3 separate regions of the Mus musculus genome follow, and regions 1 and 2 are each linked to region 3. A link is a loop called in an ENCODE intact Hi-C map of the cell type or tissue named here. Cell type or tissue: gastrocnemius. All regions are shown on one strand.

What was found. Hi-C counts contacts between places; a loop is a spot of excess contacts. Peaks named below come from ENCODE experiments on the same cell type or tissue, not always from the same donor. Only the 100,000 strongest peaks of a DNase experiment are listed, where the experiment ranks them.
Region 1: it touches region 3 in a loop (3.0-fold over the local background); 6 of 42 quality-filtered maps call a loop at or near these places.
Region 2: a loop joins it to region 3, with 6 times the contacts of the local background. A loop is called at or near these places in 17 of 42 quality-filtered maps.

What each region holds. Positions count from the first base shown.
Region 1 is chr10:99,840,309-99,848,308 of GRCm38, reverse strand. No RefSeq gene overlaps it. Among named protein-coding and RNA genes, the nearest start is that of Gm35437, 59 kb to the left of the region's middle. In gastrocnemius, no CTCF peak of the experiment used is centred here; no DNase peak of the experiment used is centred here; H3K4me3 peaks cover 263 bases; H3K27ac peaks cover 916 bases.
Region 2 is chr10:100,167,442-100,175,441 of GRCm38, reverse strand. No RefSeq gene overlaps it. Among named protein-coding and RNA genes, the nearest start is that of Gm35533, 27 kb to the right of the region's middle. In gastrocnemius, a CTCF peak has its summit at 4,396 (motif pointing right); a DNase peak (open chromatin) is centred at 4,412.
Region 3 is chr10:99,637,887-99,645,886 of GRCm38, reverse strand. All of the region lies in intron 1 of Gm20110 (predicted gene, 20110), which reads right to left. It also overlaps the pseudogene Gm18409. Among named protein-coding and RNA genes, the nearest start is that of Gm35101, 19 kb to the left of the region's middle. In gastrocnemius, CTCF peaks have their summits at 718 (motif pointing left) and 3,910; DNase peaks (open chromatin) are centred at 709, 3,895, 6,225 and 6,655; H3K4me3 peaks cover 248 bases; H3K27ac peaks cover 413 bases.

The DNA.
Region 1 (8,000 bases), 200 kb before region 3:
GTGTTGAAAGGGCAATAACATAGATTAAATGGACTCATAAATTGAGAGACACAATCTTCCAAATCTCAAAGAAGAAGTATCCAACTTTAACATATTTATACAACTATATATATTTAAGGAAATTGTACAGATAATTAATAATAGTACAATCAAAACACTAGATTAAGAAGAGGTCATTGGTAAATGCTACCAAATACGTAAGGCAGGAGTAACAATTTCTCAAAAGATAAAAGTAGGAAATAATTCCTAACTCAATCTACATTGTAATCATTACCTTAATGCAAATGAAAATAGTACTAAATAATGATCATTCTTATAGAATGATATCCCTTGTGAACATAGATGTAAAAAGTCTTGAAAAATATAATTTAAAAATATCAACAATGATACAAGACTATGTCCTCTTTTGAAAATCAACATGATTCATCATATTAACAAGCTAAAGAAGATAAGTTCACATGCTCAAACCAACAGATGCAGAAAAGGCGCTTTACAAAATTTAATGCTCATTCATGATAAAAGTTCTCAGTAAATACGGACTGTAAATGAACTTCCTAAACTTGATGAGTAATACCCACATAAAACTGACAGCTTACTTCACAGACATTGAGGCCACCTTTGTTGAAGCCACTCATTAAGATCATGAGTCTTACAAAACTGTCCTTTATCACCACTGATTTTCTGAATTATATTGGGAGCCCAGATAATGAGCTAAGACAAGAAAGAGAAATAAATAAGATATAGATTATTTGTAAAGAAATAAAAGTACCTTTGGCACTTGATAATCTTTGTGTAAATTGAGGGGAGATGGCCTCTTGGAGGTAATATGTGATTACAAAATGTTTACAAAATATAACACAAAATTAACACAGAAAAAAAAACTCAATTATTCCCATTTATCCAAGAAATGATCAAGTAGAATTTGAAAAGGAAAAAATATATATAGTTCTTACATTTGCACCTCCCAAATGAAATTATTTAAACAAAGGCATACAAAGTCATAAATAAAAATGTGTGGTTTGTTTTGAATTAATTGACTATGTGCATGGGATGGGTCAGCACCAATCTCTAACCCTATTAATGCTACTCTATTGTGCTTGCAGATAGGAGCAAGAAGTCCTCTGAGAAGCTCCACCCAGCAGCTGACCCAGACAGATGCAGACTCCCATAGCCAAAAGGTGTTGCCTATACATGGGATATGTTCTTCTAGCTGGGATGTCTTGTCTGGCCTCAATGGTAGAGGAAGCAATCTAGAATTGAAGTGCCAGGGTAAGGGGATACCCCTGGGGGGGGGGAGCACCTGCTCAAAGGAGAAGGGGAGACAGGGAGGGGAAAGATTGTGGAGGGGGTGTCCAGGAGGATGACAGTGTACTGTATGTAAAGTAAATAATTAAAAAATAGACACAATCTCCCTTTGGGGACATGGTTCAGATCCTGAACTGTCTGTCTGCATGGAGACTTTGAAAATACAGCTTTGGTTTTTAAGATTCTGGTGAGTTTTCTTGGCTTCCACCCCAAACCCAACACTTTGGAACAAACATCAAAACAACCAAATGGATAGAACAATCTAAATAAAAACAAGTGGGGAAACAACTGGACATCCATATAAGAAGAACAGAATCTAGACCATGTACCTTTTGAAAGAGTTAAGTTCAAGTGACCACTGATTTAGAACTAGAAAGCTCCACGAAGATAGTATAGGAGAAAATTGATATGGCCTTCATTTTGGTGATGCCTTCTAACACACAGCACCAAAGCTATGTTCTATGAGATTTATTGAGAACCTGGACTTGTAATAAAAACTCCAAACCTTTTCATGAGAATAGAAGGAAGTTCCAGACCAAGATAAAATAGTTGCTGAAGGCACAGCAAATTGAAGGATTTGTGGTAATTTGAATAAGAATGACCCCCTATGCTTAGTCACAAGAAAAGTGAAACTCTTGGAAAGGATTAAAAGATTTAGGAGTTGTGGCCTTGTTGGAGTAGGTGTGGCCTTGTTAGAGGAAGTTTTTGGGTATTTTTTGAGGTTTCAAAAGTGCTTGTCAGACCCCACCCCTACCCCCTCACATTCCCCCCCACACCACTCCACCCCCATCCCCCTCACCCCGTCTAACTATAGATCATGATGTAGAACTTTCAGCTACCTCTATAGCACCATGTCTATTGGCAATCAGGCACCTTCATGGCTAGCCCAAAGGGACCCTGAGACAATGTTAGCAATCACTCACCTTCACAGCTAGCCCTGATGGACCCATTCACAGCAAGACCAATCAAAGACCGATCATCACTAGCTGTCTGGAAGGTACACATTCCCATTGTCTCTCCTGTCACATGGTCCTGATTAAAAAAAAAAAAGGTACATTTTTCTTCCCCCACCCTTTCTTCCCTTCCTCCACTGATAGACATCCCCTGTGCCCCCTCCCTCCTCTCCTAATAAGCCTCCCATGTGAGACCTATTGCATGGTGTGATTTTGTCAGAATTCACTGCTTAGTTTCATCAGTGTCTGCCTGTGTGCCTCCCATGCTTCCCACCATGATGATAATGGACTAAGCCTCTGAAACTGTAAGCCAGCCTCAGCCTCAGCCACAGCAATTGTAAGTAAATGCTTTCTTATATAACAGTGTCCTTGTTGTGGTGTCTTTTCGCAACAAAAGACCAGTGACTAAGACAAGGTTGTTATTTAAAATATAGAAACTATGGACTGCAGACAATATGATCCATCAGTGTAGGTAGAGCAACTTTAGTAAATGCTAAGGGATTGATAATAGAGAAGGTGATGTATACAGGTGAGCAGATAGCGTATGGGAAGTCTCTGCACCTTCCCTTACATCTTCTATGAACCTAAAACTGCTATAAAAATAAACTTTATTATCAGTGAGAGGAAAAGAGAAGGAGGAATCACTGCCCCCTAAGAGATAACAATCAAAGCAGACATTCAATAAATTCACAAATAGTAGCTAACATTTTAATAATTTTTATATTATTATTTGTGTGTATGGGTGATTTATTTCATGCATGTCTGTGTACTATATCCATACAGTGCCCTCAGAATCCCGAGGTGGGTGTCATATCCCCTGGGACCAGTGAGATCACACCTTGAGTTTGCCATGTGGGTATTGAGGATTTGGCCCTTCTTCTCTGGAAGAGCAGCCAGTGCTCTTAAATACTGAGCCATTCTCCAGCCCAATAACTAACATTTTTATAGCAATTGCCATGTGGCAGGCATTTAAAAATTATCACTCTCATCCTTAACAGCTCGCCTAAGAAGATGGTATTCTTATCCTTAGTGTAAAAATGAACAAATTTAGAGAGGTCGGCTACCAATCTGTAGTCAACATAACGTCCAAGAAGCTTCAGGGCTAGAGTTCAAACTCAAGCAGTCTAGATCTGGAGTCTCTGCCTCTTAACAATGTTTGCTAGGACCTGGTTTTTCTGCTGCATGAGGGCAACACACTAATAGATCCATGAAAAAAAATCATGAGACATTACAAGAAAGAAGCAATAATTTTCATGAGAAAATAGGTAAGTCTTAAGTGAGGAGGTAAGCTTTGCAAGCTGAATCTAATACAATCTGTGGAAAATTGAAACAGGGATAGATGCTCTCTCCCACCTCCTATCAGCTGTAGACAGATGTTGTCCAGTCAGTTAACTACTATTAATCACAACAAGAAAGACAACAAAAGTTTCTTCAGACTGTGAAGATTAAGTCATATAATGTGTGTAAACACATTTTCGTGACACTGCAAGAATGTTCCCTCCAGGTCCTTGCAGGTCCACCAGGAGTGGCTGCCCTTGTAGGAGTAGTGCTTCCGTTTCTCCACTTCTGCCTGAGCAGGCTTTTAGGATGGCTTCAGCCAGTAACACTGGATGAAAGTGGGGCCATATACCTTTGGAACAAGTCGTAAACAGTAAATCAATTTTCAGCTGGCTCTGTCTGGGAATGTCTGATCTTAAAACCAAGCCATAGAACTACAAGGAAGCCCGGGCCATATGGAGGCACTCACAGAAAGACCAAGTGAGATTGCTGGTCTTGACCTCTGGACAGCAATAACTTCCCAGCATGTGAGTGAACCATCTTGAAAGACGATTCTTCAGGCCCTAGTTGAGCTGGTGTTGGGTGGAGCAAGGCCTAGCCCAAAGTGCAGATTCACGAACCAAATAAATGATCTTTATGTTGTCCTGATTTGCTATGAAGCAAGAGGTGGCTGAAGCATATTTGAGACAATACTGCATGGGAAGTCCTTGACATAGTGTGTGAAATAACACATGTTTAATTAAACATGGCTATTAAACTAGACATGTCTTAGAGTTTGTAGAAACTGGACTAGGGCTCCCTGGATTTGAATCCCAGACAATCTACTTCTCCACTATGTCAGTGAATTTGTGTTACCAATAAGTTCTTAGTTTCTCATTTTTAAAGGGGAATGACTATATCCATTTCATAGGCTGGTTATTGCTGCTAAATGATTTTCCCTCCGCTTGTGGTCCACGATCCTCACGAGATGACCCGATCAAGCTTCCGTAGCAGTTACTCTTACATCATCCTGATCCTTCCTAAAGTTCTCAGGTTAGACAGTCTTTGCTTTAGCAAGCTTTTGACCTGCCAAGTTGCAGTGGCAGAACTCAGACTGACACTTGTACTTGGCACAACTTTCTTCACAAAACTGAGGTGCACGTATTTTTTAGATGACTCTCGACCATAGCCCATGCTTCTGCCACCACCACTGAATACTCGATCTTCTGTTATCAAGTCAAGGCTAGTAAGTAGGTCTAAAGTCTTCCTCCTCCCTCTCCCATGCTCCTACCTCTGTCCTCTCAGGAACAGGTTTGAAAAATACTTCAGCATCACAGACCATGACTCAACACAGCATCAAGATCATAAGCAATTGTTCTCTAAGAAAAGAAGAATTACGTGGAAGAATCAGACATGAGTCCATGGTAGACCGTTAGAACTTGCCCTTCTGTGACCCCCTTCTCTCTGATACTAACTCTGCTATTGCCTTAAACCTAGTCCTCAAACTCTTCTTATTCAAGAGCTTAAGCTGACTTGCAAATCCTTCCCAGAATGGGGTTACAGAGAATGTACCCCCAACAACTCAAGAAAAATGAACAATGTGTGCTAAAGCCATCTTTAGATGATTGGTTAAGGCTGGGATCTGCTCTCTCTCTCTCTCTCTCTCTCTCTCTCTCTCTCTCTCTGTGTGTGTGTGTGTGTGTGTGTGTGTGTGTGTGTGTGTGTGTGTGTTAGTCATTTGTTTTAAAGTTTGGATTATTCTTAATTTCTCACATTATGAAAGTATCTGTTATTGCTTTTGAGCTGAGTTGAACCATGTAACCTCAAGCACGGGAGGCAGAAAGAAGACAAGAAAAGAAGTTGACAGACATCAACACCAGGACATCAGAACGTGTGAATATACCCTCCTTAAATGGTCCCAATAAAAGTCAGGAAATGGTCCTAAGTCTATAAACATTCACATTTAGTTGCTGGCATTTACTTGTAAAACCTTAATATGTAATATAGCCCTCTAGTTTGGTTTTTAAAAATGTCTTAAGTATTCTGGCATCTGCATGCAAATGGTTCTTGGTTTTATTTCATTTCAGAAACCCAGGTAAGTCATAAAAGAAAACAGCACAAAGGAGATGATGTGGGTATTAACTCTTAATAACTGTTCTCAACACAAGACACATTTATTCTCAGTTCACAGCAACGAGTCCATTCACATATACTCATTTTTTTTTTCATTCAAGAAATATCTTATTAAGACTCACCTTCTACAAGCGGGAAAAAAAACCACAATGAACTCAATGCGGAAATAACTAAAATGCAGTAAAGTGTAACGATGGGTGAATATATAAGACACGTCAACAGGAAGATGTCAATACAGTCTGTATAACAAACTGGTTTTGGATATCAGGCTCTGTGCTAAATACACATGGTGTTAACTGCTTTGATCTTCAAAAATTCCTTGGATGGGTGTGGTTTCGCCTCTGTAATACAAGTGAGGAGACTCTGCTAGTTGCTGAGGTCCATACATGCAAAAAGCTAAGAAGCTCTGGCATCTCCTCAGGGGACTTGGGTTCTTAGGCATGCCATAGGATGTCATCTGAAAACGCAATCTTTCTCCTGGGGAGGAATTTCCAGAAAGCCAACTGGAAGGACAGGAGTAAAGCAGGAATCAGACACTTTGTCCCATAAATGACCAGAGAATAGTAAGGTTTTTTCATTGGGGTCTTTATAACAACTCAGCTGTCATAGGAAAAAAGCAATACATGGACGATGGGCAAATGAGCATGATCTATTCTAAAACGCTGCATTCATAGCCCCTGACATTTGCATTTGGTTTCATCCTCACATGTTACAATCTATTATTCCTTTACACTAATTTTAACGTTAAAAAGGGAAAGCGGTTTTTAGATAGCAAGAGCATACGTTAATGGTCAAAGCTTCGAATTTCAATCGTCGCTATAGTTTGCTGTCCTCTGTTCACAAACTACAGAGTCTGTGCCCCGATGAAAGGCAGCGTGGCAGTTCTGCAGGCAGTCCAAGGCATTGTAAGCAAAGGAAGTAGCAGTTGGCAGAGACATAAGTAGGTGACCGAACAGGACTGCTTTGAAGAGCCATAAACAGAGCCATTGGCATTTAGGGCTGGAGGGGGGTGGAAACACAGGCAAAGGAACAGAAGATTCCTGCGAGCCCATGCTGGGAATTTGACCTTCACTGTGTGGGCAGTTGTGTGTGTGTGGGGGGCGGGGGAGTCACTGTGGAATTTGTGGTTTACATTTTGAAAGTGTCTCTCTAGTAGCAAGGTGAGAAACTGACAAAAGTCACTCTAAAGAGATGGAAGGAAAGGCAGGAAAGCACTTAACAGCTCCAGCTAACACTTACCAACTCCAGTAGTTGAGCCAAAGGCCATGTGAATGGGCTGAGTCATCTGTCCTGTCTTCCCCCTACCCATCATGTCCTTTCTAGACTCAGTACCATTTCAGATGATATTTCTGTCTCTGGAATTCCTTTCCTTCTTTCGTCACTTAAACCCTTCTACCCTTCTGAGTTCCATTCTGTCGTCCCGTCTCTAAGAAAACCTGTGCTATAAGTCGTCTTACACAGGAGGACTTAGCTTCCTTAATAATCGTACTTGGGACATTGGCTACAAGTAGTTCTGCTGTGCCAGACCATAAAGCCACGTGCCTACCATATTACCTATGGCTGCAGTATTTACATTAGAGAGAAGCTCAGTCAATAAGCAGAGAGGGCATGAGGTCAGAAGGGGATAGTTACCACACAGAAACTGACTGGGATCACTTGACTGAACGGTTGACAAAGAGAGAGACCACTCACAAAGGGGATTTCCTAGATTTGCCTCAAAATATTGAGTGGGACAAACAGAGAGAATGCAAGACAGAGATCAGTTTTGAAGCAGTTGTGGAAATGACTTTGATCATGTCATGTCTCCCAAATGATACTTGAGGAGGTTCATCAGTAGACTGGTATCTGTTTCCCACCACGAGAACACAAGTCCTGACACTGGCAGACGCAACAGCACACATTCATAACTTGACCTCCTGCTTTGAACTCTTTCCAGGAAGCACGTGCCCCAAGAGTCAGAATTCCCTTCCAGAAATACCCTTTTCCTTGTGTGTTCTGCCTGCTTCCAATACTGAAGAAAACATCTGTGCTCTCCACTTAAACCGCTAGCCTAGCCGCTTTTTGCTAATTCACCACTTTTCCCATAGCCCCTGACTTCCCGCCATGAATATTCTCTGATCCAAATAGCACCTCATTTTTCGTTCATTTCCACTGTTTTGTTCCTTTTCTACATGCTTTTCTACCCTGCTTCCCGTTTTCTTTTTTGGCATGCCCAAAGCTCATCTTCCTGTAGAAGCCAATTTAATGTCCATCTCTTCCTCAGTACTTCCTGAGGCCTAGTACATAATCCTTTGTCCCCTTCCTTGAATTGTCTTAACCCGCATGGACCTGTTGCTCTGATAATAATACTTC
Region 2 (8,000 bases), 530 kb before region 3:
AGAGAGAGGGAGGAGGGGAAGAAGAGAGAGGAAGAAAGGGGTCAGGGAGAGAAGAGGGGCAGAGAGAGAAAGGCCAGAGAGAGCAAGGAGGGCACAGCCTCTTTTATAGCAAACCAGGCCTACCTGGCTGTTGTCAGGTAACTGCAGGGTGGAGCCTAGAAGGAATGCTAATAGACAGCAAGCCTTATTAGGTTTAAGTAATTCTCCTGAGATGTCTGAACCTTTGCCTGTTCATGATATATCGATTCGAGAAGTTAAAAAAAGCAAAACTTCAAACTTAAGAAAGCTAAGGGAATCAAAACTGGAAAGACCAAAAATTCAGGAAATAGAGGAAATTAAAAGGAAGTGAGAACAATATTTGTCCTCTCTTTCAGACTTTTGCTGGTAGTGTGTGTGTGTGTGTGTGTGTGTGTGTGTGTGTGTGTGTGTGCACGCGCGCGTGTGCATGCGTATCTATCTGTCTGACTGTTTCTGTGTGTGTTTATACTTGGAAATTTTCAAGCTATGGGAAAGATTTGGCATGAGAAACTAAGAAAATAATGACAGAAAAATATCTGAACAGAATTTTATCAGCTAGTGAATCTATAGAAACAAAAATGTAAGCTTGGGATATTCTAAGTTGAAAGAGGTTTAGAAAAGACCTGATATTTTTTTAAGTTTCTATGTTGCTATATCTTATTTAAGAATAAAAAATTCAGAAAGATTAAGAGGAACATATTTCAACACATAAAGGAAATATAAAATGATCCTACAGTCAACACTCATGATAAGTGATGAAAAGCTCAGAGCATGTCCACTGAAACCAGGGCAAGACAAAGTATGTCTACTGCCTACTCCTTCCTGTTCAATATAGTCTTAAAAGCCATTCGGAAACCTACTACTGTAGAAGCTTCCTAAAATATGGGAAGATCCATAAATAAAAGGAGTTAAAATGGAGTCACCCTATAAGACAAACAACGTTCTCCCAGATCACATCCACTATCAAACAAACAAACAAACAAAATTCCATGATAGGTGTGGTGCTGGCTGGCTGTTCTTTCTCTCTTAATGGGGGGGTGGGGGGGAAGATACAAGACTCGGTCTTGTGAGATATTTAGATCTGCCTTTTCTATAATAAAACATTTACTTGTCTTAAGTCTAAATTACTTTAGTTACTTTGCAGTGATAGCTGACCTGCCTGAGTTCCTCTGAGGACAGAAACTGCAGTCTCTGCCTTTTAGCACCTCAATGTAAAATGGAGGCTGGGGGTGCGGGACTTAAGTAAAAGGATTTATTGCTGGTGCTTCCTTTAGACAGAAACCTTTCTGGCTAAGCTGGTTAACTCTTTTTGAACCAGAGATGAAGGAAAGGAAACGAATTAAGGTGCTTTATGTCAAATATGTACAGACACATTCAAACATTCATACACCCATACTCTGGCTGGACATAACTGTCTGTCACAGTCAACTCCACAAGTATTTGTGCATGCTTACATATATACACCTATACCTACACATATACATATAGACAGACATACACATATGGATGGATGGATGGGTGGATGGATGGATGGATGGATAGAAGGGGCAAAGCTCCCCAAGCCAAACCACTCAACCAACAATTTTCTTTCTCTCTTTCTCTCTTTCTCTCTTTCTCTCTTTCTTTCTCCCTCCCCCCCCCTCTCTCTCTCTTTCTTTCTTTCTCTCTCTCTCTCTCTTTCTTTTTTTCTGGTCTTTTTATACCTCCTTAGACAAAAAAGATTTTTAGAAAATTACCTCAGAGATAAAATGTTACATAGAATGGGAGTTAAAGGAGGTTGATATTAGTTCAAAGCAGCGCTTGATTATAATATACTCATTATAAGCTCAAAGCAACAGTTTTACATGGCCTTGCCAGGTATATACCTATGACTTTATCCTTGGACATAAATGTTTTTCCTTGAACACAAATTTGTTTCAAGTCTGTTTCTCATTTAAGAGTAATTATGAAAGCTCAATGCATTTCTTATTATGTAGCCTTTACTTACAACTCTGAGGAGTCAACACATATTATTCTTGATTCTAACTTTATTATGTCTTTCTAGCAACTAAGATCATCTCTAAAAACTTTCTACCTAAAATTATTTGAATTAAATCAGGAATTCTGTAGATTCATTATCTATTTGTCTACATAGCATAATTACAAGATCTTTGTAGGTCTGTAGAAATCTGCTCAAAAGGGCGAGTCAGTACCTAGTGATTGTTACATACTCAATAATAACAAGAAAAGCATATTAATAGCAGGAATCTTTCCTCAGATACAATCTTCTTAGCCTTGCCCAGAGAAGCAAATTCATCATAGACTTAAGTCCATGAAGGAACTATCTCAGGAAGATCATCTGTTTGATTTTAGCTTCTCCTAAATGGTTCTTGGCAGTATGGAATTCCTCTTTTTGAGTTGTTGGCCAGTGGAGATATGTAGGTTCCCCAAACAGTGCAGGTTATTGCCTTTGCTCTTGGCTCTCCTACAAACCTTGATAGCAAGACTGTATTGCTGCCATGCTCACTGAGCCCTCTGAGCCAAGCCAAGCTGCCCTGAGCACCCTGCCGTCCCAGAAAGACCTTCATTCTCCTGCTACCTCTCCACCCACTTTCATTGGACCTGAGACTCCTGAAACATACAGCTCAAAGATATCCATCAGAAGCCTTCCACACCAGGATCAGCAAGGCTCATCCCACTCCCATACCTACAAAGAGAAGAACATCCAGGGTCCAAAACCAGATGGCTAAAGGCCCTTGAAAGAACACAATCAACAAAAGCCGGGGTAATATGACCCCTTCAAAGCACAGCTACCTTGCTATTGCAGGCCTTGGATATCTTAACACAACCCAAACACAGAAAATTACCTTAAATCCAATCTTATAAAGATGATAGAGGCCTTTAAAGAGGAAGCAAATAAATCCCTTAAAGACAAACAGGAAAATACAATAAAACAGGTAAAGGAAATAAATAAAATTGTGCCAAACCTGAAAGCAGAAATAAAAGCAATAAAGAAAGCACAAACTGAGGGAACATTGGAGATGGACAACCTGGGGAAGAGAACAAAAACAACAGATGCAAGCATCACCCAAAGAATACAGGAGATGGAAGAGAGAATCTCAGGTGTAGAGGATAGAATAGAAGAAATTGATATATCAGTCAATGAAAATGTTAAAGCTAAAAATTTCCTGACACAAAACATCCAGAGAATCTGGGACACCATGCAAAGACCTAACCTAAGAACAACAGGAACAGAAGAAGGTGAAGAGTCCCAGCTCCAAGGCCAGAAAATATTCTCAACAAAATCATAAAAGAAAACTTCTATGATTGCTGAATATCTGTCCAGGCCCTTCCAGTTTTTAGAGTCTTTGACCCAAAGAAAGAGATGCCTATAAACATACAAGAAGCTTATAGAACACCAACTAGACTGGACCAGAAAAAAAAAATCATCCAGGTACATAATAATAAAAACGCAAAATCTACTGTAAAGCTATGGTGAGCCTTAGCTTACCGGGGACTCCCTGAGTGAACAATGCAGAGCCGGGAATCAATATAAGAAGCAAGAGGAATTTATTGTTCTAACATGTTGGGCACACAGCTGCACATGGAGAGAGAAAATGACCATGTGAGTCCCGTCCAGCGAGCCCTTATACCATTCTCAAGGCAGCGGCCATTAGGCACAAGGTGATTGGCAGAACAGTGTGACTTCTAAATTGATTGGTCTTTAGGGAATGAGGTAGGTGAACAACGGTTTCGGAATGTGTCTACCAGCTCTGGGTCTCCCTACCCAAAGATGCAGCGGGCTGGTAGGCTGGTGGGCTGGTGGGCTGGTGGGCTGGTGGGCTGGTGGTCTGTCCCTCCTCCCTGTGGTCTGAGGAATGTAATTAGAGCCCCTCCCTTGCAGAGGGGAGGGTTGTCTATATTCTTTATGACTTCTCTTTTCCAGGAGGGGAGGAGTCCAGTGGAATTTTCTAAAGTTTCTGAGCTGACCTCTTCACTACAGAACAAAGAAAGAATATTAAAAGCTGTAAGGGAAAAGGGCCAGATAACATACAGAGGCAGACCTAACAGAATCATACCTGACTTCTCAACAAAGACTCTAAAAACTGGAAGGGCCTGGACAGATATTCAGCAATCTCTAAAAAAAACCACAGGTATCAACCTAGACTACTATACCCAGCAAAACTCTCAATCACCATTAAGGGAGAAACCAAGATATTTCAAGACAAATCCAAATTCAAACACTTTTAATCACTGTTTCTATTTCTTTAGGGTTGTGGGACTATAGTTCATGAAGCTCCACCTATAGCTGAGGAGCTACTAGCAATTAAAAGTTACTAAGGAACTAAAATCCTTTTTCTTCAGGGATATAATCCTGAAGAGGTTCCACATGCACCAGTAGGTGGCTCTACACCCATGCCCATATAGGCAGAACAAAGCCAACTCTGTGAGTTTAAAATGGAGCACATGAAATTTGAAAAAAAAAATGATTGGGGGATAGAGAAAGAACTGAAGGAGGGAAAGATGTGGGGGTGGATTTGATCAAAATACATTACAACCATGTATAAATATCTCAAATAAAAAATTGAAATTAAAGGATATACTGTTTCTGAATTGATTTGTCATAATTTAATGAGAAGAAAAATTTTTTGCAAAGTTCAATTTATTGAAGACATATGAAAAGAAAAATATCTATGCACACATCTATCAATTTAAAATATCTTCCAAAGAAAATTCTGGACATCTTTGGTATTTATTTCAAACATTTAAAGGAGTTGCAGCATCAGTTTCACACTATTCTGCTAGTACCTTGAGCCTGGGAGAGAGGAAAATTAGCTCTCATTCAGGACTGGGCACAGCAGTTACTTCTCAGCACTTTGCCCAGTTGTGAGTTTCTACATTCACTGTGGTCCACTGCAAACAGAAACTTTTCTCACCAAGGCAGAGAGCAACATGAATCAAATTGTTGGTTCCTATATGGGCTCTCTTGAGTTTATTCCACACCCCTGAGAGGTTCTTGGTGGTGAAATGATTCACAATTTTAGCATAGATTTTTTTTTAATTTCAAATACTTGGAAAGGCATCTTAGGCTCTCTCTCTCTCTCTCTCTCTCTCTCTCTCTCTTTAAGAATTATTTATTTTATTTGACATGTATGGGTGTTTTGTTTACAAGCATGCATATGTACCATGTGTGTGGGTGGTACCTGCAGAGGTCAGAAGGAACCAGATTCTCTGGAACTAGAGATATAGATAGTTGTATGACTATAGATATAGATAGTTGTATGACTATAGATATAGATAGTTGTATGACTATAGATATAGATAGTTGTATGACACAATGTAGGTGTTGGGAACAGAACCCAGGGCTTCTGCAAGAGTAGCATGTACTCCTAACAGCTGAACCATCATTTCAACACATTGGCAACCCCCATCTATTATATCACTCAGGAAACCTAGAATGCACATAAAATATAATGTTTGGAAAGATTTGGATAGGTCTATTGGTCATTATTGGAATTAATTTGCACTTACATTTAACACTGTATTTACATAATCATATGTAAAATAATGGATCAGATTAAAGTCATTAAGCAGAAAAAACAAGTTCTGGAAAATCTATATGCTATAATTTGATTTTTATTCAACAGCAAAAGATTTTTATGTATATGTATATACAAGACTAGACAATGTGTGGTCCACAATATGGAGACTAAAAGGCACATATGGGCAATTAACATTTGCATTAATTAAAACTAAGTTATAGTCATAAATAACAGGGAAACTTTAAAATACATAAACATATGCAAGTATAATTTGTCAGTTTATGATTTAAAATTGAAACCTAAATAAATAATAAATGCATAAAGTTTTTATTTTAAATTAATCGCCTCAGTCACATTAACCACAATACCATACTAAATAACATCAGATAACTTCTATCACTGTAGAAATTTCTGTTTGCCATTCCTGCATTAGGAAATTCTGGAAATTACACACTAAACTCACAGCATCAGGGCTGGAGAAAAGTACGAAGTGACCATTAGTATCTCACTGTACATTTCTGATCATTGGTTTATTTAAAACATATGTATGACTAAGCAGTTCTAACTAGGTAAAGTTGAACTCAAGTTTCCTGCATGACTCCTATGCTTGGGCTGTGTCTTTTGAAGCCTTGTTACAACAATTTCTCCTATTCTTTGTAGCCAAGGATTTGGCAAGACATTCAAGGCCTACAGTTGAAGTTTTAATCTTCACCAAGTGATAGGACACGCACATGATTGAGGAGTGATGTTCAAATACTTGAAAGATATGAAAACATGTAATTAAATTCTAACCTTTCCTATTAGGCTTCCCATCCCCATCACTCATAGCTGATGACAGAGCTGTGAACATTGTGGTTGTTCAGAGCTGTTTCTGTGTTTTACTAGTGGTCTTTAGTTTAGTCACTGAGGCATAGCTAGACCTCTGTTTCTCTTTTCTTTACAAAAATGATGCTAAAAAGAAATCATTCAGTCTTACCCTTCTGCTCTCTTTTATTACTTTATCAAGTTAATTTATGTATGAACTTGCTCCAGGAAACTACAGGTCAAAGAATTGTAAGATAAATGATACATACAGAAAATGCCCCTGCCTCCTCTCATCTGGTCTCGCCTCCTGAACAAAATATTCGAAACAAGAACCTTGGATCCACTGATGTTGCCTACCTAGATGCTACTTAGAGTCACACATCTCCTGTGACAATGTTATGACTCCAAAGAACTACAGAGTAAATATGGGTCTAGAAACCTAAGTGCAATACATATTATTCTGTAATGTTCCCTAGAGAAAATTGGAAATACACATTTTCACAAAGGAAAGAACAGGTCTGTTTAAAGAGTTGCACACAACATACAAATATGTAAAGCCCATGCAGGGTCAGAACTTTTTAAAAGCGCATGTAGAAACCAAAAGACTGTAATTTTAGTACATTTGGTAGAGGATCGGCAGCTGATACCAAAGCTACACACCACCAGAGCAAAATCAAGAAATTTCACCTCTTTTTGCAACAGAAATAAGTTATTTTTAATGGAAAAACAAACTACTGAAAGTCATAGTAAACAATTTTGTACAGTTTTACTTCTATAGTTACTGTTAAAACTGACAAACTAACAAGTTGTTATTTGGGTTTGCTTATCTACATATTAAGCTGGGAGGCACTTGATGATCAATTGCCCATTTCAAGTCAACTGTGAGAAGTCTAAGGCAGGAGACTTGATGGGGACCAGAATTAGCTGCAGTGTGAGATATATGCAGTCAGTTGCTTTGTTCTTTTTGAAATCCTACATGTTGATGCAAAGTAGATTAAAGTGAGAGTATTTCTCAAGCAGAGGATTGTAACTGAAAACTTGTTTATCCTTTTCTGAATCTTAGGCTACATTCAGTCCTCTGATTTTGCAGGATTAAGAGGAATAAATATATTTTCTATACTGAAATGAGAATTTCGGAAAGTGAGCCTATTGGAATTATGTTTGTGAACTCACAAATAATACTCAAGTTTGCTCCAAATCCTGGATTGAAGGCCATTTAATCCTATACCTCAAACTCATACCTATCCTGAAATCTAAAATAATGATTTGCAAGAAACTATATATATTCATTTCACAGTAGCAATATACTCTTATTATTTGGTCCTTTAAAAAACTTGTTTCTATTTTTTTCCTTTTTTTAAATGTTTTTTTTTGGAGGATTTAATTTAATTATATTTCTCCCTTCCTTTTCCTCCTTCCAAACCGTCATAAATAAAATTCTCCTCCCCACTCTACTTCAAATTCCTGGGCTCTTTTTCCACCAACTGTAATTTTTTTCTTCTCAGTCAAGATTGTCCCTTGTGGGGGGATATTTAGGAACTAGTATGCAGGCCACAGTGGAGTATGGAGGTCAGTGGACAACTTCAGGTGTGAGCCCTGTGTTCCATCTTGTTTGAGGCTGTGTCTTTCTGATTGTCATTGTGTGGACATACATCA
Region 3 (8,000 bases):
TTTGATGGCCTTCTCTTTCCTTTAGATAACTCTTCTCCCATGAAGCAGTTATGATAATCATCCCAATTTTTAAAAACATATCTCACTATTAATTGATCTTGTTAAGGAATTAAATAATGGGTCAGAGACATAGTTCAGCAGTTAAGAACATGTTCTCCTCTTGCAGAGTACCTGGGTTCAACTCCCAACACCTACAAGGTGGCTCACAACCATCTGTGACCCCAGATCTATCAGGTATGCACATGGTGTGCAAACATACAATGAGACAAAATATTCACATACATAGAGTAAAATAAGTAAACTTTAAATTTTTTAATGGAATGTTAAACATAATAAATAAGACAACGTAATTTTATGATTTTTGTCAAGTTTCATGATTATCCTCAGAGTCCTTAGGAAATCATACAGTAATTTAAACAGAAAACATTGGAGCTGGAGCCAGGTATACCTTTAATCAAAGCACTTGTGAAACAAAGGCAAGTGAACCTCTGTGAGTTCAAGGCCAATAAGTTCCAAGAACACCAGTGCTCTGTAAAGACATTTGGTCTCAAAAAATTAATAATAATCAAATTTTAAATGATAATTAAAAATAGTTTGGCCTGGAGAAATGGCTTAGTGGTTAAGAACCCTGGCACCTCTTAGGTTTGAGTCCCAGGACGCACAAAGCAGTTGACAGTCATTTATAACTCCAGTTCCAGGGACTCCAACACCCTCTTCTGGCCTCTATGAGTACTGCAAGCATGTAGTACACAGACATACTTGTGAGCAAAACACCTATACACATAAAATAATAATAAAATAATTTTCAGTATATTATTTTCTTCCCTGAAAATCGGGTTTGATATTGAGGGCTTATGAAAATATTTTGGCACTTAACATACAGCCAAGGATATCTAAAAACTGTCATCCAGCATTGGCTACTAATCGTACAGAAGTATTTCAAATATGCAGTGGTAGAGCCTCAGCAAAGGTGTTTCCAAAGAGGTTTACCCTTACCCGAGGAGGGAAGACTGAACAGCTAGGATTACAGCCTAAATACGGTTAAAATGTTTAATGGTGGTAGGGTATAAAATATCTTCCCAGTAGATTGCACAAAGGCAAAGAATGAGCAGCCAGTGTGTTTAACTGCTGAGCCATCTCTCCATCCCAGGTTCAATAACATCTTAATTTAAATATTTACTTCTTTTTCTAAGTTACTACTTTCAGATATAATAAACCAAGGAGTGAAGTTTGCACTCTCTATTAGTATTCTTGCCTTCTAATATCCACATAGAATATTTTCCTGTTCATATTCTAGTCAACTGGTGCTTCGCTTGGTCAAAACTACATTTTCTGACCATTGAAAAATCAAAGACATATCCATTATCTTAATCTAGGGTCTAAGTTTTTGTTACTATTGTTTCAAATTGTCACAGTTATTTCATTTCAACTATGAAGATGGATGACTTCACAGCGATAACTATGAGATAAGTAATCAGTCATTGTCGAGCATATGTATGAATTTTGCATAGCAACAAATCTTATGCACAGAAAAGAGTAAAAATTGTTCCCAGGATTTTTTTCCATTATTTTATTTATTTATTCACTGTACATCCCAATCACAATCCCCCCTCCTCCCGGTCCCCACACACATACAGCCCCTCCACCCATCCCTCTCTTCTCCTCTGAGAAGGAGGAGGATACTAGCCCCTCTGGCACATCAACTCACTGCAGTACTAGACACATCCTCTCCCACTGAGGCCAGACAAGGCAGCCTGGTTAACAGAACAGGATCCACAGGCAGGCAACAGAATCAGGGACTGCCCTGCTCCAGTTGTTGGGGGACCTGAATAAATACCAAGCTTCCTGTCTACTACATATGAGCAGGGAGGCCTAGGTCCAGCCCATGCTTTCTCTTTGGTTGGTGGTTCAGGCTCTGGGAGGCCCCAAGAGCCCAGGTTAGTTGACTCTACTGATCTTCTTATTGAGTCTCTATCCCTTCCATTTTCCTCAATTCCTCCGCCAAGTATTCCGCAAGATTCTCCAAGCTCCGTTTAATATTTGGCTGTGCTTCTAGGATTTAATATACTTCTTACAGCCCGAGTTATAAAGGATGAACTAGATTCATTCCTGTGTTTTAAAATGATTCCTCCATCTTTCTGGCCAGTGGCAAACCTTTGGTCTTCAACAGCAGAGTATAATTGTTGCGGTTTGGGTATAGATTTCTATGCTGCCTTTGCTTCATACAGCTTTGGGTCCTGGGGCTTCTTTTTTAGTCCTTGGTTCTTCATGGACCACATAAGAGTAACCATAACTCATAACGTATAGGCTCTCTGAAGAAATTAAGATTCAATTCAGAAAAAACATGAAATATGATCTTCAAAACAGAGTAAGCCCAAAAAATGTAAGGTATTACTATTAAGGTGGCAATTATCGTATTACAGCAACATAACACACAACGTGTTATACATAGTAACAGAAGTGTATAACATACACTACAGAGGCACAGTACTCACATATATGATATATACCAGGCTATGGTACATATGCATATACTTAAGTTCATGCACGCACATATGCATGCACTCACGCATAGACACACAAACACACACACACACACACACACACACACACACACACACACATGTCTGTTCCTCAGAATCTGCAAGGAAATAATTCTAGTTCATTCCCCTTAGGCCATCAAAATTTGAAGCTCTTTAAATTCTTTATTTAAATAATATGCTATTTGTATACAACCTACCCACATAGTCCAATATACTTTACTTCATCTCTGCATCATTTCTAATGCCTAATACAACACAAATGCTACGTAAAAGTTATTACCACCTAGGGAATAATCACAAAACGTGTTTTTTCATATTTAATAAACACACAGTTGTTTTACAAATACTTTTGCTCTTTAGCTGGTTGAATCTAAGGCTACAAAACTCACAGGTAAATAGGGTAGATAGTATTATGTGTATATCATGATATATGCATTATTTGTAAATAATATATTCCTAAATATAGCATATGTTATTGTCATGTATGTAATTATACTGATGTGACTATTATTATAACCCCCTTCTTTCTGTCCTTACACATACAGAAATATGGCATCAAAAGGGCTACTTGATAACTTAAATTCACCTTCATTGCTGCATTCCCAAAGTTAAAGTGATAATAATTAACTGTCAGATATTTTCCCGCTTTCAACCAGTAGCTCTAGAGAGCACACACCCTCATGCAATAAATTTGATTGGAAACTGCATCATAAAAGATGATGCAAGCCACTTTTTTCTTCCTGATAGTTGAGAGTTTCTAACTGCCTGAAAATGGGCGTCAGGTTCTGCCCTTCATTGAGTGTGTCTTCCATTCCTTTATTTCAGAATGCAGTTTAAGATGTTGATGTCTGCAACCATATAAATAAAAACCTGAGTCCCTAGCCTCACAGGTAGGTATGCCTACAAGGAAGCTTCTAGTTTGTTGCCTTTGTAGTTCTCTCCTGTTCTTGCACCCAGAAGGGTGAGTATATGTGGTTGCAAGCACGGACACCATTTTTGAAACACTTTTTTTTAAAGCAAACAAACAAAATCCACTTATTATTCACTTATGTTCGTTTGATCACTACCTTCTGGGACTTAAACCCCTTCACCTGGAGTTTAATGAACACTTCCTACAAAGGAAAGAATTAATGGCTAACCATACTACAGAGAAGTTAGCTTATTTTAAAAATGTCATCCTCTTTGTAATGCAGATCTATGTATATGGACCTCTCTGGGAAAATACAAAGATAATAAGCAAACGAAGGTCAGCATAGTGAATGGGGCGAGTTTTCTCTTCTGGGTACCAGCCAACTGAAAACACTTCCGTCTGCTTTGCAGCGCCAGAGGAAGCATTCTCATCTTCTGCACAAGAAGGACGACTAGTGGTCAAAGGGCGCGTTCTCCGTTCGAAGTTAGAGCCTGCACCCCACAGAACTGCAGTGCAGTCGGCTTTTCTGGTCCTTAGTTTCCATGTATCACTGAGGATAATGAGGCCAGGAAGAGGAGAAGGAAATTAATTACTCAAGGTTCTCTGGATATTTTGTGTCAGATCCAGGTCTTTTTCTTCGATTTAATTTTCTTTGGTTGCGAAGGTGCCGGGTAAGATAATTAGACCAAATTCCTTTGATAGAATTTAGAATTTGGGTTTTTTTGTGAAAGGACGAGTTTTAACCAGTGTGGGAAACAAAAAGAGTAAGAACTTGAGAATAGCTTGGTTAAAGAATTCTAATGAAGATTTCTCTTAGTTTCTGACAGTCTCGTGACTCTCTGAAAAGATGTATAGTCTGTGTATATTCTGTCTTGCGCATGTGCTCTGAGACATCTTCAATGGAGTCATTGTTGAGCAGGTAAGTAGAAACTTAACCAAGTTCTCAGTCCTTTACTCTACACACACAATCATCTCATGAACCTCATAGCCAAAGACCTACATACCTTGGCCATAACTGAACGCTGTCATTAATGCCTGATTCTGGAAGTAGTTGTGTACCAGCAAGCTCCTGAGTTTTTGTTAAATTTAATACTTTCTCTGAAAACTTGGAAGAGTTAATAGGCGATGTGTATATTTAGAAGGAATTGTTTAAAGTTCAGAGCTGAACCAAAGATCTCTGCGACTCAGCTAAGCATTTTCTTTTCATCTCTGAGTGATTCTTAAGTCTAACTTGAAACGACCCTGTGGGCAGAGGACTCCCACACAAGAGAAAAAAAAATCTTCCTTGAGGTGAGAATGCAAAAACAATACAGAGTGTCAAAGGAGAACTGAGAAACGTCCCCTTGAACCAACTGAACTGAGTCATTAGCCAAGAACGGTTTGTGAATGAAGGAATTCTGGTATTTCTGACCTCCCACTCAACGACATCCCAAACTTCATTCTTTTCTTGTTCACAGCTTCCAAACACTGTCTCCACAGTAACCATACTCTCAAGAAAGAACAACACGTGCAAACGTCTGAGACGATGATGTATTCACCGTTAACTTTAGTCTGGTGGGCTGCTTATTTTTGAGACGGAGTCTTGCTATGCAGCCCAACTTAGCCTCCAGCTCAAGGTATGTCGGCCACCTGAGTGCCGGGATTACATATGTGTGTTACTACAATTTTCTCTATGAATAACTTTGAAGAGTACAAAATTCCACAGGTTTCACCAAGCACAAGGAAAAGTCTCCTGGGAGAGATGACTGTAGAAGGGAACTCTCACAGTAGAAGATACTGGACTTGGTGCAACCTGTTCCATGCATGAAGCTTCTTGTATACTCATTTGAAAATATTCTTCTTCTATGAGAAGTAGCAAGCACTACCAACTCCCTGCCATATAGCAATGGTAAATGGCCTGTCCTACATGAAGTGCTGGTGGTAGCTAACTGTTAGGAGAATGGACTTAAGCACTTCTCAACATGAAGCGTATCCAGTGTGCCTTGAAGTATACTGGATGTTGGCAGCATCAGGAAAACAAGGCCTAGAGTGTGGACCTGTAGTGCTAGTTACTCCAGAGGCTGAGGCAGGAGGATTACAAGTTGAGCTTGTGAATCTGGGCTACCAGAGAGTACAAAAGTGGCCTGGGAAATTAACAGGTTCCATTTCTAAATTTTAAAATGGCTGGTTTATAATACAGTGGTAGAACACCTATACAGTACACACAAGGCCATGGTTTAATCTACAATTGAAAGGAAGAAAGGAGGGGGGAGGGGGGAAGGAAATCATTCCAATATATTCAGCAGTCGAAACTAAAGGGAGAATTTGAGTGCACTGCTTGGCACACTTAGTACCTGCTTTTCCAGCAGAATTGTTGATAACATTCTAGTTTGGATGGTAAACTATATAGTTCCCCTACTTATTAAGCAATTCGTGCATGCTAAGCATTATAGATGCAAGATATTCTCTATCATTGAAGTGTTAACTTCTGTCCCGTGAAAACAGACAAGTAAACCTTTGTGATGTGTATAATGTATACACTTTGCATGTTAGAGATTAACACGTAATGTTTTCAAACTTTACCCATGGCTTCTTAGCTGCAGACTGAGTCCGAATGCTTGTCAGAGTCCCCGGGGGTGGGCCCATGATAAGTAGTCTTACAGGAAAAGTAGGAGCTAGCTAAGTGAAGAATGTTCCAACCCAAATGATGGGTGGTTGCCAAGGAAGACGAACAAAAGAGACCACAGCAGTTTAGGAGAACTGAAAGCATTTGATTTGTGGAGCCCCGCCATGAGCAGGCAGGGGAGTGAGCTGGAACTCTGGAGGATAACTGCTGGATCTTGAAGCCCTCACACTGATTGAAAGTCTGAACTGAATTCCCAGACTTGGAGCACTAGCCATGCATAAAACACAGCATTGCCTTGGCGACAGCAGGAGCATAAATGACAGAGGACAGGGACACAAGGAAATATAAGCAGAAGTTTTAGGGAGGGATGCACATTTAATCTCCCAGTTCAATTTGGCATAAGCCTCTCTTTTCGATCACCTCCACACACCTTTTGAATTAAAGAATAATGTGTTCCCCGGGCCAAGCCCATGTCTTTCCCATTACCACCTGCTCCCGGGTGGGCTCACGGTATCCTTTTTCCCCTCACTCATCTGTTCCTTCCACTTCATGGACCACCAATGGCACGGGCATCAAAATGTCCAGCCAAGTTGTGTGCCAGGAAGCCTGCCACATGGGAGTTGGCACACAGCCTCAGGACTGCAACAGAATGCACAGCTAGGAGGCTGGCTTTCACAAGTGAAGCAGAGACGGCATTATTGTAGCCTATGCAGGATAAATAGCTATGTAGTAAATGGGTCTTGTTTTGCCCGTGCTTTCTAACAAGTAGATCTCACTATTTTGGAGAAAGTCTAGCTTTGGCCTTTCCCATTATGTGATCCCTCTCCCTGTGTACTTTTCAGCATGGAAATGTATGAGGAACATCTGTAGGACCTTAGTATTGATCAGTAGATGTAGACAGCTATAAGACAGGAAGGACTGAACCCATGTGTCTGTAGACAAAGATGAACGCCGTGTTGAAATGCATTTACCTGACACAGAAAGGTCATTGGAATGCTCTACAGATGAGTTTACTGCTGTTACTACACTGACTGGAGCTCTGGGTCAGTATAAGGAAGAAGAATTTGGAAAACTCTTAAGTAAATATCCAGCAGATTCTAGTAAATTCTGTGGTTTCTTCTGGTTTCACTCATTACAGCACAGTTTCCAGCAAAGAATTACTATGAGGAATCCTAGGGGATATTGAACACAGTATGAAGTGGGATTCTCTTGATCAGAATTAAAGGGAGAGAATTCATGTACGTGTTTCGTGTGTGTGTATGTGTGTGTGTGTGTGTGTGTGTGTGTGTGTGTGTGTGTGTGTGCACGTTATAAGAAGGGTGTTTTTTATTAGTTTATGTTATAGAAATGACCAATGGCCTCCCACATACTGAAGATTCAGAGAATCCAGTGACTGCTCAGTCCACAGAGATGAATGGTTTGGCAATTCCAATCCTGTTCTGGAGTCTCAGAAGCTCCCTGCCCAGTTGCTGATACCAAATTGGTGCCAGAAGGTTTGATAGCAACTGAAGTGATAGAGGCACTCAGAACAGCAAAGGAAACAGGCATGGGACACTGCTTCTCTCTAGGGTCTCCTCTGAGAGCAGGTCTTGCCTCCCCCAACGAATGCTCTCTGGAAACACTCTCACAGACACACTCGTCTCATCTGTTCTAAATTGCATTAACTCAACAAGAACAAACGTCGAGATAAAATGAGCATGAGTGTACTCCAGACTGATTAGAGCATGTATCTTCAGCTATTAGTCAAAGAAATGCCATAATGCAGTATGTGGAAGACATCCATTAAAAATTATTACTATCTCTAAGACACTATGAGGATAAGAGCTTATTCTCTTTGAAGCGTGCCCAATGAAGCCAGGATAGAAACTGGCGAGGCAGCTTCATGAAGTGCATGGCAGGAGCATCCCAAGGCCCAGGGAGCTCCATCCTGGACAGAGCTCAG